Regions from separate parts of the Mus musculus genome. Here region 2 is linked to region 1. A link is a loop called in an ENCODE intact Hi-C map of the cell type or tissue named here. Cell type or tissue: left cerebral cortex. All regions are shown on one strand. Links, peaks and the distances in the headings refer to the core of each region. The heading gives the core; the rest is flanking DNA. Region 1 overlaps Nell1 (NEL-like 1). Region 2 overlaps Nell1 (NEL-like 1).

Region 1 (8,705 bases), core at 337-8,336:
GGTTGGATGCCCTAGAAAACTTTAGTTCAAATGCAGTCCCTCCAGATGTCTCTCTGCCTTTTCATCATACCAAAATAGCTTAAAGACTTTTACCAGCAGACACTGAAAGGGTTGGGACTGAGCACATATGTTTCGCTATTTCCAGAAAAAGAATGATGGCACCCTCCTGGGTGCTGGATGTCAAGGACCTGGTGGTGCACGATACAAATATGCAGAGAACTGCTGCAGAGATCATCACATCACTGAGTGCCATGTCTGCTGTGGATTTAGGATATGAAATCGTAGAAAGGGAGGATGCTTGATTCAAGTTCTCTGCTCAAACAAGGTCAGGTTGTGGAGTGTGGAGTCATACCCATATGAGGATTCCATTCTGCAGGAAAGACCTATTGCTATCCTATGGGTCAGCCGTCACACAGAGACTGTCCTCCATACCCAACGAAGCAACATTGAACAGTCAATTTCAAGCACAAAGGAGAATAAATACTTGGGTACCTTTAAGAAGCAAGCTTTGCCTGCTTTTGTAAAGGAAGCCTAAACTTACATTTGTCTCTTCGCGCTCCAAATCACAAGTCTTCATTTTTGGTTCCTGTTGCTTGTAACGAAAGGAATCCTAAAGTGTACACCGCATCACACAAGGCTCAATGTTTTCAGAGTTCTCAGGAACCTTTTTTGTATGAGCCAATGTTGCTTTGTACATTTTACCACTTGGGTTGGAAGCATTTGTTCAAATTGTTTTCCATTTTTAAATGATGAATCCTCTAAGGCCCTGTCTTACCTCTGGTTTTTTTTTTGGGGGGGGGGGGAGATTGTGTGTGGGGGGGGTCTGAACATAAAATTCACACTCACTGTGTGTTTACAAAATAAATGCCAATATTATCAGCCACTGAGACAAGAATGCTTTCCAGGATCACCAGATTTTATCCAGCTAATGACAGATAAGAAAGGGGGCTTAGTCTATCAGCTACATATTGACAACTGCTTAGTTAAAGCCCGATTTCCATTCCAGCACTAATGCCAGGCTGGCCAGGCAGATAAACACTCTCCTATTCAGAACCTTAACCCTCAGGTCAGGTTATGCTAATCTCATTTAGAGCTGTCTGCAAGCATGCTGTCCATTTAACCCTAAATGCCAAGATAGTTAGCAATATGTATTGCTTGGCTTAAAGTGCTTCCGTCTGTTTATCAAATATGTGAGCACATTTTTTTTCTAAAGGTTACACAATGTAATTATAATTATCTTTCCTTTCAGCTTTTGTTTTAGTTTCTAGTTTCTAGGGGAGAAGGAGATGTAAGAAGGGAAGGAAGAGAAGGATGGAAGTTGTGTCTCTCTATGTTGACTGATTAGGCTGGTTATCACATAGGTAATGAATTGCTATAGTATGCCAGGCACATTCTTTTCTAAGCATTAAGCTGTGAGGATATGACCATGTATTTGCTACCCAGGACTTCCACCCTCACTGCAAGGCAAATAACATGGAGACAAACACAAATATGTAATACAGAGTGTCCAGTCAGGCTGCTTTCGAAAAGCAGTTGAGCAAGGTTTGGTCTTGGGAGCACTAAGAGTGATTCTGTGATCAGAGCAGAGACATAAAGAAAGTGATCACCCATGAAGGCAGAGAGGATGGCCATATCCAAGGACTGGCAGTAGCCAATGGGTTTCTATAGAAAAAGAGTATGTGGATAGTGGATGGCCAGCTGGGAGGATGGCTGAAGGAAGGATATGAAGATGACCATAAAATAGAAGATGACCATAAAATAGAAGATGACCATAAAATATATACAAAGCCAGACCACTAGCTGAACTCTAATCAGCATTTCTAAGGGTAAAGTTTCTCAGTCAAGCAGACGCCCTGAATGAGAGTGCAACTGGTACCCACTTACCCTCTGGCCACAGCTCACATGGACCCAAATTCACACCAGAATTGTATCTTCCATCACTAGGTCCAATTTTATTTAAGAGGCAAAACTGGAGAACCCCATTCAGGTGTGGAACTGTACCAGGACCCACACCCACAGCCTCCAAACTGCTAAGGTTCTTTCTTCCATGCACAGTACCTCAGCCAACAGATAGACCAGGGGCAGAAACCAGCTATGTTCAGCTCCCATAGTGACAACAGGAATCCTGCTCATGAACATCACAGGCTCAGGCAGGGTATCAGGTGGAGGTGCCCCTCAAGGCAGCAAGCCTACCTTTGCAGACAGTACCATTTCCCACGTAGCCTGGCTGGCAGGTACAGCTGTGTCCCTGGACTGTGTTGGTACAGATGGCATTTTTGTCACAGTTGTGTTGTCCGCTGCCACAATCATCATGCTCTGCAGGGTGGGGAAGGAGGAGAAAGATGCCATTACAAAAGTAGGAATAGCTGGACTGGAGAAGTGTGCTGGACCTCACCAAGCATGGTACTGATTAGGCAGGCATGGTGAATGATGCCTTTGATTCTAGCATTTGGGATGGGTCTGAGGCAAGAGGATATGGAGGTTGAGGCAAACCTGGAATACATAAGAACTTCCTGTTTATAGCCACTGTATTTGTCATAAAGAAAGCATGGAACATATACTATGTTAATATTTGAGTCTTAGAGGATGATTCTCAATCACGGTGTTGGTGAATTTCCCTGTGACCAACTCTCATGATTCTAAACATCCTGTACACACAATAGCAAGCTCCAATGGCACTCCTTGACCCAGATCATGGCAACCAAAGTTCTCTTCAAAGACTCCTAAGTGCATCCAGGAGTGTAGTACAGCACAGCCACTCCTGGAAAAACAGTGCCTTGGTGCAGCATGTGGCAACTGTATATCAATGTAAATTGATTGAAAACTCTGAGTGTTTTATGCTGAGCAAACACCAATATGTAGCTAACAGGAACATAGGAGAGAAGTGATACTGTTTTAAGTATGTGACTATATTTCATCTAACCATCCAGATACTCTGTTAATAACAGTGCCATGATAACAGGCATAATTCTGAATGATTTGGACAAACCAGTATGTGTTGTCATGCTAATAGGTATACATACAACAAGGATGAGAATTCATGACAGAGAAGTCATTGCATCTACAGGAGAGAAGATACTTTAGACAAGAATATATAACCTTTTCTTTCAAGAGCAGGATGGTTTTCTTAGCCAGAGTTGCCTACAAAGAATACTCAAAACAAAAGAATAGTGTGTCGGTGGGGGTGGTGGTTATGAAACATTCCCAAGTCAGGTCCATCTTTGACTATCTGCTCATGTCACTTAATACCCCAGAGGACAATTCCCTTACGCAATGACCTGGTGCCATTGCTGTCTTGGCAATACAACTTCATTCTTGTAGTTCAGTATTTATTTAGCATTCTCTTGGCTTTTCATGTTGTTTTCCTGATTCAAAATACTCCCTACTCCATATGGTTAGAATAAATATAGCCCTGCCTAGCTTTAAATGCCAGTTCAAAGCCAAACTAAAACAACCTTTCCAAATCTGTTCTCTTAGGCCACATGAATTTTATCCATCTTAGTGTGTAGTTTATTGTTTTAGCCCACTGTGTAAACAACCCTGCAATACTGCATTGTGATATTTTCACATTTTGTCATCAATGCCAATTAACTTTGAAGAAACTCATATCATATTTGAGGAACATTTTGAAGTCTGCACTTTAGCAACATTTTAGATAATAGTATTGAACCAAGAGAATGCTACACACTAAAATACATTTTACAGGTGTTCAACTATTTAACTCACCCAACAACATGAGTTTTCTCATTTTATAATGAAGGCAGTAGGAAAAAAAGACACATTAAACAACTTGCCCAGCATCAAAATATGGCTGAGTAGGTGTCTCAGATTTGAGAACATTCATGCCAGAAGAACCATTGCAGCAATGAGCAGTGGTTGGAAGCTACCTGGTTGCATTCAGAGCAAATCCATGACAAATAGAAGTGTTCTCATCATGCCAGTGATGAAATAAGTGTCTTCTAAATGGATCCTGGATTCACATGGATCTCCTAATACTTCCTGAATGTCTGGTCCTAACCCAGAGGATAAAGCTTATGAAGCTCCCATATCTCATAATCTGTAGCCTTGCCCAAGTCTACAAAGTAACTGGATCTTTAAACATGTATCTGTCAGAGAGGAACAAGCAGTACCCCATTTCCTTCTAAAAATATCAAATTGCTTTTCCAGATGCTGCAAACAATGCCAAAAGTACAAGATATGTAAGGACTCATGAAAGATAGCAAGATATGAGGGTAAAGAAAATAGAATCCAGAGCCAGACACCCCAAGACTGAAGAACCTGGGTTTGACAGTTTCTAGCTATGTGCACTATCATAAATTGTTTAGTCTCTTTGTAGTTACTAATAGTAAAATGTGAGTCAGCAGGACCTATGTCCTGGGATCATGGTGAAAGTCAGTTAATGAAGATGGAAGACAGCATATTGCTGCCAGTAAATGCTCTAAGGATAAGTTACTTTACCTCACGGTCACCATATCACCATATCTACTATTTCTACTACCACTCATAGTACCTCAACTACTTTTGGACTTACATATTAGATGGCCATTAAAATTAATAAAATGTTTTCTTTTCCTTAGCAATCATAGGCTGGAAGACTCAAGCAAAGTTCCCACTGTCAAAGGTTAGCAGAAAAAAATAGGCAGGGAGTCATTATTGGCCTTTTGGTAGTGTCTTTTATCATAATGCTCTATAATTCATCCTTGAGTCATGTAGATTTCTCTTTTGCAGAACTCCCAAGATAACCCCACTGTCTCATTCCTACCACTGCAGGGTACCCATACCACTGACCCTCTCAAATAAGCCTGAACCACACCTTCCCAATTGCTCTGCTCTCTCACTACCTCTGCTTTACCTCTGCCAATTTATTCTTCACGTGACAAGTATGAAAATCTTTTGGGAAATAAAATCTGATTCTCCTGCCATTCCTAGTTAAAGACAAACAAAAGCCAACCACCTCCTCACTGTTATTAAGTAAACATTTTATTTTAAACCATCAGACACAGCATGAAGTTGGTTCTGTCCCTTTCCAACCAAAACTGCTTTGTCTCCTCTTTCAAAAGGTCCTCATTTCTTCTTGTCTATAGGCACTTTCCTCTTCCACCTACATCATAGTATTTTCTTGTCCTTGAGATCTCAATTAAACCTTCACCTTATTTCGAGAAGAAAACCAGATTCCCTGGTCTGGAGCCATTTGCCCTGGAACATTTGCCCATCATAGCCAGAACTTCTCGAACTGCATGGGTTAATCACACTACTATTTCTACATTCATTAATGTATGATGAATGTCTTCCTTCTCTACTGGAGCACAAATCTCTTGAGGATAGGAATTATATCTTTCTGTTTTGCATTCTCCCCAGCCTCTGGCAGAGCTTCTGAAATTTAAGTGCTAATACAAATATGAGGATAGGGGCAAGGGAGGGAGGGAAGGAGTATAAAAGGAGGGAAGATAAAAGCTGCAGAGAAGTCAAGGAGGATTAAGACAAGAAAGTGTTATTGACCTGGTTGAGGACATTTGAGAGGAGCAAAGCTAAGCAAGGAAGCAAGCTGATAGTAGCATGGCCTTGTGTTTGCTTCTCACAGTGACTGTGAAGACGGGCCAAGAAGAAATAGAGTACAAATGCTGTTGAAGACATAATCCACAAATTGAAGGATTTTTCAGCCATGTATGTGTGAAAAGGTTTGAATCTAGATTATGTAAATAACTTCTTACCATGCAACACTAAAACATTAATCGCGTTGTAAAGAGGCACAAAATATTCAGTGGCAATTTCCTTGAAGAAGGTATACAGATAGCAAATAAATACAAGAAGAATTGTGTACATATTAGGAAATTTTAAGACGAAGCTGAAAAGTTATCTCAAACCCATTAGAATAACCTGGATTGCAAAGACTGAAAATAATAAACTGGCAAATTATGTAAGGAAATTGGATCACTTGTGCATTGCTAGTAGCTGTATATATATAATTAGGTCATGGAAATGATTGTGTGACTCTAGCAAGTGTGTCAGGTGGTACGAACATTTGTCACCATGCCTGATATTTTGATTTTGATCCCTGAGACACACATGGTGAAAGGAGAGAATGGATCCTGCTTGTGATCTGACCTGCACACATACTGTGCTACACATGCTCCTCCCACACACAAAAGAAATAAAATATGACGATTTTAAGGAGTGAATACCATACTCCATAAACCAAACATCATTAAATGCATTAAAAAGATCACATGAAATGTTTTGTCCATGCATTCACAGGAATATAAAATCCCACTGGTGTGTAGACCTAAATGAAATGGAGGATAGAAATTCTTTATGCTGATTATCTTGCTAATGACCCAGATATATCCTGCTCTTTTCTAGTTGAAAATCTTGTCTATTTCATCGTGGCATACGAAATGAGTTGTGCACAAAATAAACACTTCAATTAAAAGACATCCCCTAGTTTCTTAGATACAAATTCTGAAATTCTAAGACCTGGGCTTAAGGATGTAGGTTATTTATAACACAACACAATTCTCTTTTCTTCAAGTAGCATTTTTCTATGTCAAAGTAAAAGCAGCTCTAGGATCACTATGTGCCAGGATGGAAGACTAAATCATGTTCATTACTGTATGCCTTTTACCCATCAGGGTCCCAGCAGAGTTCCAGGAATCATAGACAAAGGCTCTTGGGACAGCTATCCATGCCTCACAGCAGGTATTGGCCTAGCCAGAAAAAGGTCTTAGAGGCTAAAACCCTACTGATTCCCTGCTGAAGTCAGGCGCTAAAATCTAAGCCAATTCTCCATGGGGCACAGGTCTCCCTGCTTGGGGCACATACCAGCATAAGAACTATAGGGCCTGTTTTTTTCCCTCCCCTGAGACAAACAGCATTAACTTAAACCACTTCCAAAGCTACAAACATCCATCCTGGCTCCCCTAGGAGAGGCTGTTCCATGGCGGTGGTATAACTGTACACTAGTAGAGCTGGCCTTGCAAACAAAGAGGTAGTCCTTAAAGCTCTGAGTAAGGCGACAACCAGGATGGCTATGCCATTAAGAGGCAATGGAGACAGTGGGAGAAATGGGCAAAGAGACTTGCTCTCTTCCTTCCTAATTCCTCGAAAACAGGAAGAAGAAAAATGGAAAGTAAAAGTGTTATCTTGTACTTTTGACTTGGATAGATGGTATTATGTAATAAACATGGCAAATTTTTATAAAACTATAAAACTATACTTACATGACACTATGGCATATGTAGAGAAAGTCTACCACACTCTGTTAAACCATTAACAGTGATGTAGGTTATTTAGCTGGGCAGAGGATAAATGGGAGGTACTTGTACTATTTCTTATTCACTTCAGGTTTTTGAAATTTTACAACTAGCATGTATATTTTATTGCTAAATAAAAGAGTTTGCGGTTTTTGAAGCTGGAAGTAAGAAGAGCCAAAATGAATTTCAGACACATCCAAAGATTCTCTGTGAAGAGGAAAAGCTTTGGAGACTGGCAAAGGTGGTTGAGAATGTCCAAGTAGTCACCTGCAGAATCTTTAACAAATGATATTCCCATTTGCATATAAAATGTAGCCAGTACCAAGAGAAAGAATCAGTCTTCATTTCCTCAGATTCAAACAGATTTTTCCACAAGACAGATATTTGAGAGACATTTAATGACTACTCATAAAGGCTACAATGTATACAGTATTGTTAATGGAATAAAGTAGGCACTTTTAAATGATAGAAGCCATCAACACTGACACCATCATTAGTGTCAGCATTGCCATCTTCCTCATCACTAATACCATCATGACCACTACAGTCACTCTGTCACCACAAGCATTCTTACTACACCAACACTACTACCATCACACTATCACCATCACCACAAAGCACTTCTGACCACTACTACCTTCACCACCACCATCACCACCACAGCCACCTCATTTTCACCACCATCATAACAACTTCACCACCTGTCATCACCATCATCATTATCATCACCATCACCATCATAATTACCAGTACCACCATTAGCAGCACCAGCAACATCAGCATCTAGGTCATTTCTCCACTCCCCAGGAATCCATGCCCAATAATTCCAGGAATGTTTTATTAATTATTTGTGTTTCCTCTATATTCCTGAGTTTCTAGATCTCCTGAAATTCTGGAAAGCCAAAAGGCCTTAATTCCAAATCAAATCTATCTTTCTATATAATTCACTCACTTCACAGTCTTAGAAAGCATGCATAATATATTTCAGTCCCTTTGTTGTTGCCCTGAAATGTGAGTAATACGATCAGTTCAAAGAGATGTTGGGAGAATTAGCAGAGAAGGTATGCAAAAAGGAAACATTTTCTGGACACAACAGGGCTGATGCACGTAGGAACTCATAAAGATTTTAATAGCGTGCACAAAACCTGCAGAAGCACAAGCCAGACAAGCCCCTAGCACAGGGAAGAAAGAGAAAGCAGACATGAAGACCCCATACCTAGCCAAGAAAATATTTGCAATTCATAGCTTCTGGGAGAGGAGAAATCAGGTTTCTTTAAAGGAGTGTCACATGGTCTATCCAAAGCAAACATCCTGTTCAGGAATATTTTGCCAACACAAAAGAGAATCTGTTTTTGTTTTATTTTAGGCTTAGATTTTGACTGAGAGAAAGAGAGAGAGAGAGAGAGAGAGAGAGAGAGAGAGAGAGAGAGAGAGAGAGAAAGAACAGGAAACTGG
Region 2 (8,705 bases), core at 215-8,214, 56 kb after region 1:
CAATGCACAACTATGCTAGCAAGTGCTTTTAACTTGAAATATAAAGAATAAATTCTCTCTCAACAGCAGCCTTGTGAACACAAAGTAGGTGGGACACTGAGGCAGACAGAATAGGAGTCAAATGCCCTGAGTCAGAGAAATGTGGATGATTTTCAAAGATAAAAAGTACACCAAGACTATTGCAAGATACAGAAAAAAAAAAAACAAACAAACAAAAAAAAAAAAAAAACAAGGCTGAGGTTAGAGGCAGGAGAGCCTACAAAATGTTCCAGAAATATAGAACAGTCAAATGTCACTTGGCAACATCACAATGATTCGTTTTCCTCCTAATCATAGCCCAGATTTTATATCCTTAGTGTTTAGAAAAATTGAGCTAACCATAACACCAAAGGAGGGTATTACTGAACTAAGGAGACCACATTATGGTATTCCCTGCCTCACATGACTCAGAATCGCAGAGCCCAGGTCAGGTCTGCCCAAGCCAACAACATAATCCCAACACATTTGTTTGGCTTGTTCTTAGAGAGGAACCCTTTTCCTCCTAAGACTGAAAGAATGCTCTCTGGTGCATTGTTAGACCAAAAAGGGATATGGCACCACATATATTGACAAAACTGCATGTAATTAAATCCACAAAATGAAAAAGAAAAAGAAAAACTAATCACAAGAATGACATGGGTCAACCCATTTGTTTCTGCTCTCCCCTAAATCAGCTTTATGAAAGGACTTTCAAGTTTCAGGCATCATTCTGTCATCTTTATTGCTAAAACTTCTTGTAGTGGCTTCCTGGTCTTTGGTATACAAAAGACCAGGAAGCCACTCCAAGTATATGAGGATTCAAGTTTATCATGAGAGAAAGGAAACCCACTACAGACATTCTGAACAGGAATTATCTTATTGATATTTTAATACTCTAAATAGCCTTGCCTTGTAATGATCTACCTTTTTATAGTAAGTATTCCACTTGACATTTTGTTCCTTTGTGTGTTTATGGTTCTGTTTTATTCAGGCACATCTTTACATTAATTAAAAATATAGGATATTCATATATAGAAGAATGGAGACAATACCAACCTCTACCCATACCCAACAATCAATTCCAAATAGTGTAGAGATCTTATTCTGAAGCTATTAGAGATCAATGTGATAGACTCAAGTACAAATTCCATATGGGTGACACTAATAGAAGTGGTCCCATAAAGAAAATAGTCAAATCCTACCAGGAGATAATATGCAGAGATATTTGCATTATTTCCATTTTCTTGATGGGAATATATCATAATAGAAGATTCTCATTCTCTGAGGACTGCTCTTTCTTCAACCCTTTTCTTCTTTTAAATAAATGCAGATCTATATTACTATAGTTTTTTTCAGGTGTAGAAATACCAATGACCCCACCCCCCCCAAGAAGAAGTATTATTATCTAGTAATAGCTAAAGGGAAGGAGACAGAGATTTGATCACATAAGCCATTCTGAATAGTTAGATGGATAAGGGGACAAACAGCTCCATCTTTATGCACATGCATGAAATGACCATTCAAAGTATGGTATCACCTTAATAAACAGAAATGCTATTCCTACAGAATTCTGATACTCATTCATCTATCCTGGCATTCAGCTAACTCTTCATTTGAGCCACAAATGCCTCTTGTTCTTCACAAAGTAACAACTTTTTTTCTCATGCTTGTGACAAAATACAGAGAGTAAAGCATAAGCAATGAACCTAACCATAGGTGAAAGAGATTTATGATTCATGTCTATCAGAGATCATCTGCTCTATCAGAAAAAAAAAGGAAATTATTTCACAGTCCTGTAGGACAAACCTACAAGATCAAGGTAGTGCTCACTTGCTTTCTGACTTATGGCTGCCTTTCCTACATGTCCTCATGTGAACTTTTTTCTATGCATACGTGATCATGGCATCTGTTCATTTGTCTGGGAGTACACCAATCAGTCCTGTTGAATGAGAGTCCCTTCCTGATGACCTCTAGTGTACACTCATATTCTTCAGTACATGTGTGGAATCCCTAACTTCCACTGTGATGATTTTTAGAAGGAGAGATTTTGGGAGATGGCTCACTCTAGACTAAACCCCAAAGGCAGAACCTGTGTGATGGAATTCACATCATTAGGAAAGCATTAAGAGAGAATGGTGCTTCTTCTCCACTCTATAACAAGCAAGCAAGGCCACAGCAAGAAGGCTGCCGTGTACAGGCTAAGAATTAAGATCTTCAGATGATGTGCATCTGCAGTTACCAGAGCCTCCAGTACAATTAGAAATAAATGCCTATAATAAAATGCTCTGTAGACCAACATGATGAATAAAACCTCATTTTATCTGGTCTCCTTAAAAGCCTGGTAGGGCTTCAACCCTTGACTTTTAGTGAAACATATTGGCAAAACAAAACAGCCACCAAATCCTAAATGTCTAATCTTCTAAATAGTAGACACCAAACCCATGTTCTCTGCTGCTGAGTTATTACTAGGAATCTTCATTCTTTATGTAGACTATCCCCAAGGCTTCTATAACAATCCATCTTTAGATAACATTAAATCATGTTCCAGATACCCTCAACAACACTGTGCAAGCATTATCTTTGTACTATACTCTCTAAGATGATGTTCAAGAGCTTCACATGGCCCATAGGTGCTATGATCTGGGTCTACCTGGCTTCCCATCTTCATTTCCTGACACTTCTGACAACAAACACATTATTGTTCTTGAAAGCCATTCCTGAGAAGCTATACAGAGTTCCCTCTTGATTTCTCTGTTTGGATGTCCAGCCATTCTTATCTCTCAGGTACACTAGATTTCTCAAAATACTGAACCCGAGCCATTAACTTAGAAAATACTTTCTGTCCCATAAGTAGGTGAAAACCCTTCTTTCTCAGTGAATTCCTTTAGCCCATTTCCATTATTATACTCTTACAGTATTCCACACTTCCCTTCCTACACTATAAACATGTTGGGCATAAAAATTCAGAAATCATCTTTTTGCATATATATCTCAAATATATTGTCAAATTAAACTGCTAAAACATAAAATTATATAAAGACCACACATTGCCAAAATTACTAATCAAGTGTTGTCCACAACAGTGAAAGAAAGCAGATATATAATGGTCTGACTATCTGCAGCCACTATATGACACTGTTTGCACGCACGCGCACACATACACACACACACACACACACACACACACACACACACACACACACACAACCCTAGCAGTGATTCTATAACATCAAAAAGTTGAATATCTTCAATAGAAAACTTTACCAATTTCATTTAGAAAGTACTCTTTTCCCTCTGACATAGAGAGCAGGGACTGTAAGCCTAGCCATTCTGGAGAGGAGAAACTTACAAATACATTACAGAACCCTAAGACAAAACAAGCTGCAATAAAGCCACCAGGCAAGGCTCGGCCTTTAGGCACATTAACCTAGTTATTTCTAATAGCTTCCTTGATCCTTAGCCCTCACTTCAACTGAAGCCCATCTTACTCCCAGTCCTAGTATCCCCTCTCTCAGAGCACTAGGCTCAGAACAACAAAGCAAACAAGGCTAGAAAGCTAACAGAATGCAGATTCCTGCATCAGCAGGAAGTAGGTCATGTGACATATGCCTAGTCCAAATAAAGATGCCCTAAAAGTGTAAAATGAATTCTGACTTTCAAAGGCTGTTTTTTATAAAAGAATGTACAGGGTTGATGTATAGTTCAGATATCAGAGTGGTTGCCTAGTGAAGGAAGCCCTGGGTTAGACCCCTAAAGCTATATAGACATGGTATGGTAGTGCATGCCAATCGGCAGAGACAAGAGGATCAGAAGTTCAACATCAGCTCATGCAACTTCGTCCCAAACAAGCAAATAATATAAAATACCTCACTGGTGATATACTAACTACTTGTTAAATAGGATTTTGTCATGGGGATTAAATAAGATATCTTATTTAAAAAAATTGAAATATTTTCCTTTTAAACTTGGACTCATTAAAATTGAAATCAATGGCTCTAATTTTATGTTTACAATGTTGTCCTATATGGAAGGAGAGAAGTAGGGGAGTGTGGAGAGGGCAGCAATCCAAGTAAGAAGGGATGGGGTGACAGAGAAGATTGCCAGTGGGAAAGAAGAGGGGCTGCGGGCAGAAAAGGTTCCCTGAGACCAGCTGTTCAAGCTGGCACCCTCTGTGGTTTTTGGCTTATATAAAATATTTCTAAATAAAATTCAAACTGAAAATGCTAGTGTGTGTATAAATGTAGGCTAAGAAATAAGTTTTTAAAAACAACACAATTAAAATGCTAAGTCCATGACAGTGTACATGTTTAAATTAAATAAGTTATTTAAAATCAGAATGTTCGGTCTAAAATGATTTATTTCCAAAAGAGATTACCATAATGCATCCACGGCGAAAAAGAAGATGACCTTTTCATGTGTTGCAGAACTAAAGCAAAACATATCTGAGGCAACACCACAGAAATAGCAATGTGTAAGTTCCCTTTGTTCTATGAAAACGCACTATTAGTCTAGTTTCTTTTTGCCTCGCTATAAAATTTCCATTGCTAAAAGCTTGTAAAATATTCATAAATAAATTCCATTTCCTGAAAGCTCCATTTGTTTCCCTTAAACAAAAGAATGGGATATTCCAAATGTAGTGATTACACATACAGAGAGATGAATACCAGTCATGGAATATCAGAAAAATACAAATTGCTAAACAGAGCCTAGTGCATCTGGGGAAACTCTGTTCCCCTTTAACTGTAACACCAGAACAAAAAGATACACATAACGGAATTGAAGTACCCTGCACAGTGAAGAGTGGCTTAAGATGAAAACGCCTTTCCATTCTGAATGATTAACCCAGCAAACATCTTGTCAGAGGAAGTCTCAGAGCGGGCCTTTATGACAGTGTCTGATGAAATATTAGCTGAGAAAAAGTCTTCAAGCAATGCCTAGAAACTGCATGGCTGTGGATACCCCAGTGGTTCCCATGCAGCCGAATTCTACAGGCTGCTTTCTTTTGTTTATAGTTTAAGTTATTTCTGGGGTTTTCACCTGTCCTTATTTTAAAAAGGGGATGGGAGGAGATGTAGCTAGGCTTCCTTTGTACTCTGTAATAGAGTGTGTTTTTCCTTAATGATATCTTAATGGAGAAAAAAGATGGAGAGCTGTAATTGCTTGGTGATGCTGGATTACTTAATGGGACATGATGTGCCTTGAGAGACTCCTAAAGCCATTAGGAATCACTACCATTATGCTTTCCAGGTAGTTTAAGGAAGCTTGCTGGTAGAAACTTAAGTATGCTTCTTAGGAGAAAGCATCTGGTGCTAAGTGTGAGTCCCCACCAAACAGGTGAAAAATGTCTGAATCATTCACCTGAGTGCAACAGAGAGCTACGATGGTCTGGGAAAGAAAACCCTTACCATCTCTAGGAGAGTGGATAATTGGCGTACTTTACCTTTGAGTTCTAACCAACAAGTAAAAACCCACCAGGGCTTATATGTTTTTTTATTCATATGAAAACTCATACTGTGTTCTGTCCTGTGCATTGGGTGTTAAGTCCAACTAGAAAACAGTTGGTTGCCCTCATAATATTCATGCCTCTACTGCACCAATGGACAGATCTTGCCAGGTTGGTAATTATTGTAGCTCACAGTGTTCACAGCTACATACGAGTTTACTTTAGATACTCCCTGTTAGGTTGTCCATGCTCTAGTGGACAGTGTTTGGCCTTATATTGATGCACATACATGCAGGACTAACTACAATCCATTAAAAAATAAGCATGAGGGCTGGAGAGATGGCTTAGTGGTTCAGAACACTGACTGCTCTTCCAGAGGTTCTGAGTTCAATTCCCAGCAATCACATGGTGGCTCACAGCCATCTGTAATGGGACCCTCTTCTAGTGTTTCTGAAGGCAACTGCAGTGTACTCATACACGTAAAAAAATAAATAAATCTTTAAAAGAAAGAAATAAACATGACATGAAGTTGGGAGTGACACCTGGAGAAAGTCTGAGAGAAACTAGTGAAAAGAGAGAATTGATATGATCAAAATACATTTATACCTGTTTGAAATTCTTAAAGAATAAAATCTCATATTGAGGCTGACTTCTCCAAGGTAGTAGTGTTGACATCGTGTGCTCTCTGCCCTTGAGAGGGATTAATGCCTTTATCTCAGAAGTGAATTATATCTCTCAGGTAAGACTAGTAACTAAGGTAATGGGTTATCATAAAACGAGGCCTCTGCATATGCCACTTCTGTATACACTCACTTCTTTTGCTGTGTTTCAATTGTGTTGTTAAATAGCCCAAAAGCTCACACTCAATACCAGAATCATGCTGTTTAGACTTTCAAGCCACTATAATTAGGCCGTATGGACATTTCTTTCCTTTGCAAGGCTCTTGGTCTCAGATACTTCATAGCAGCATAGAATGAGATAAGAAGTAACTTTTATTTTCATTTTTTAAGAATTCATACATGAGTATTATATTTACATCATTTTAACCCTACCCTCTTTTCCCTCATAACACCATTCATCTCTCCCCATTCCTTCAAATATCCATCTCTCTCTCTCTCTCTCTCTCTCTCTCTCTCTCTCTCTCTCTCTCTCTCTCTCCCTCTCTCTCTGCATGTGTGTGTGTGTGTGTGTGTGTAGCCTACTGAGCCCAATTAATGACATTTTTATATCCACATATTTAGGGCTGAGCATTTAGTATTGGATAATGTGGCAGGGAGCTCATTTCCATAGAAAACTAATTCTCCTTCTCTCAGAAGCCATTGATAACCTATAGCTCTTTATCACTGTATTCGAAATAATTACCCTCATACCCACAGATAAATGTAGGTCTCAAGAGTCATCAAAGAACTTTCTTTTTTGCAACATCAGTTGGAGACTCTTTCAGAGATCAACTGGTCAAACTGCAGAGAATAAGTAAATGTGGTTTGCCCAGCCCCAAATGATACATTCACAATGCAACTCTTACACCTAAGATGCATGGGAAAATTGTGGATGGAGGTAGAATCATTTTAAATGTCAGGGATGACCAGATTGACTCCTGTTATGATAGTGCCTTCTAGGCATGACACAGAGACTGCACCCATTGAGATCTGAAGAGTGTGCCTTCCAAGACCTGCATGGTGACAACACCAATTGACATTCCAATGTGAATGAAGGAAATTTATAGATGTCATTAATACTATTTAATAGTTATTTCATGATTCCTTCGTAGAATTATGCCCAACATTTTAAATGATAAAGGTAACAACTCATCCCTATAACCAAATTGCTAGAGTAAAGTTATGTGACTTTGACTCAAAAACTCAGATGCTTCCTCTCAAGCCTTCAAGCTCCTTGGAATTCGCATATAAAACGCATTAGAGTATCCCTTGCAAAGGAAACAGATTTGGACCTCAAGGGACATGTGCTGCTGAGAGTCTGGGTTGTCAAAAATCAGACGTAGTGGGACAGGCTTTGGTTAGAACAGAGGCTTGAGATACAAGTATCATTCGTGAAACTGTATTTGATTTCTATCATTATAAACTCCTAAGGCAATTAACTTACAAAAATAAACACACACATTTTGGCTTACAGTTTTAGTGTGTTTAGTTTAGCCACATTGTTTCAGTTCTCTTATTGAATATCCCAAGAAAGGGAGTATATGTAAAAGGATAAACCCTATAATGCAAGAAGCCAAAGAAATGACAAAAAGAAGCCAAGATACTACCGTGACCTCTGAAAGCTCACTTATAATGACTTAAGAATATAATTCTTATTCCCATATCTTAAAAAGACCCATCATCTCCCAAATGTTTGTGGACATTCAACATCCAAACTACAGCGGAATCCCATCTGACCATTCCTAAATCAAGATCTTGAAGGTGGTACATCCACATTTTTGGTTCATACTCAATAACATCAACTCAGAGTCCTCCTAATATGCTTATGTTCTGCTTAGTTACAATCAGGCATGTTATGTTTTCCCACTAGAAAACCTAAGACATGTGGCTTAGAGATGCAAAGGAAGGTGGTTCAGAAACATTTGTGGAGTAGCCAATCTCAGTGATCAGTTTAATGAGATCTAGAATCAACTGGGAGCCAGACATCTTGACATACCTGTGAAATTTTATATTGATTAGGTAACTGAAAAGATACATTGACTGTGGATTGAAACATTCCTTAGGAGAAAGTGAACTGAATACACACATTCATTACTCTTTGCTTCTTGAATGTAGTCACTAGGGCTGCCTAAAATTCCTGCAGCTGTGGATTCCCCACCATGATGTATGGATGCCCATGAACTGTGAGCCAAAAGTTGATTTTTTCATAGAGTGATCATAGATAATCACGGAGATCCAAATCTTGGGCCTAAGTTTAAGGACATAGATCATAGGGGTGACTAGCTAGCAGAATGAGGTAAGATATCAGTTATAGAGAATGCAGAATACTTGATAAGTTGTTTCTAACAGAAAAAAAAAGGAGCCTAGCACCATTACTTCTAGTTAGAGCTAGGCTCTTCATCAGAACTGAGTCATGAAATTAAAGACAGAGCCGGAGGCCTAAGCAGGGCATGAGAACACACCAAAAACGCAGTTGATACTTAGGTGACCTAGGGTAGTCGAGCAAGTTCTCAATTCCTCCATTCATTACTTATTACAGTATAAAAAATATTACTAACCATTGCCACAAGCTGGAAAACAAGGGT

Evidence for each region. Peaks named below come from ENCODE experiments on the same cell type or tissue, not always from the same donor. Only the 100,000 strongest peaks of a DNase experiment are listed, where the experiment ranks them.
Region 2: a loop joins it to region 1, with 5 times the contacts of the local background. A loop is called at or near these places in 2 of 42 quality-filtered maps.

The regions. Positions count from the first base shown.
Region 1 is chr7:50,554,378-50,563,082 of GRCm38, reverse strand. Nell1 (NEL-like 1) reads right to left here. Exons shown (of 20, transcript NM_001037906.2): 14 at 2,194-2,316. Nell1os (NEL-like 1, opposite strand) reads left to right here. Exons shown (of 4, transcript NR_045928.1): 2 at 146-325; 3 at 5,582-5,664. Among named protein-coding and RNA genes, the nearest start is that of Nell1os, 17 kb to the left of the region's middle. In left cerebral cortex, for the core only: no CTCF peak of the experiment used is centred there; DNase peaks (open chromatin) are centred at 528, 3,227 and 3,383; H3K27ac peaks cover 903 bases.
Region 2 is chr7:50,497,954-50,506,658 of GRCm38, reverse strand. The region is part of intron 13 of Nell1 (NEL-like 1); the gene reads right to left. Among named protein-coding and RNA genes, the nearest start is that of Nell1os, 74 kb to the left of the region's middle. In left cerebral cortex, for the core only: no CTCF peak of the experiment used is centred there; DNase peaks (open chromatin) are centred at 3,508 and 4,155; H3K27ac peaks cover 994 bases.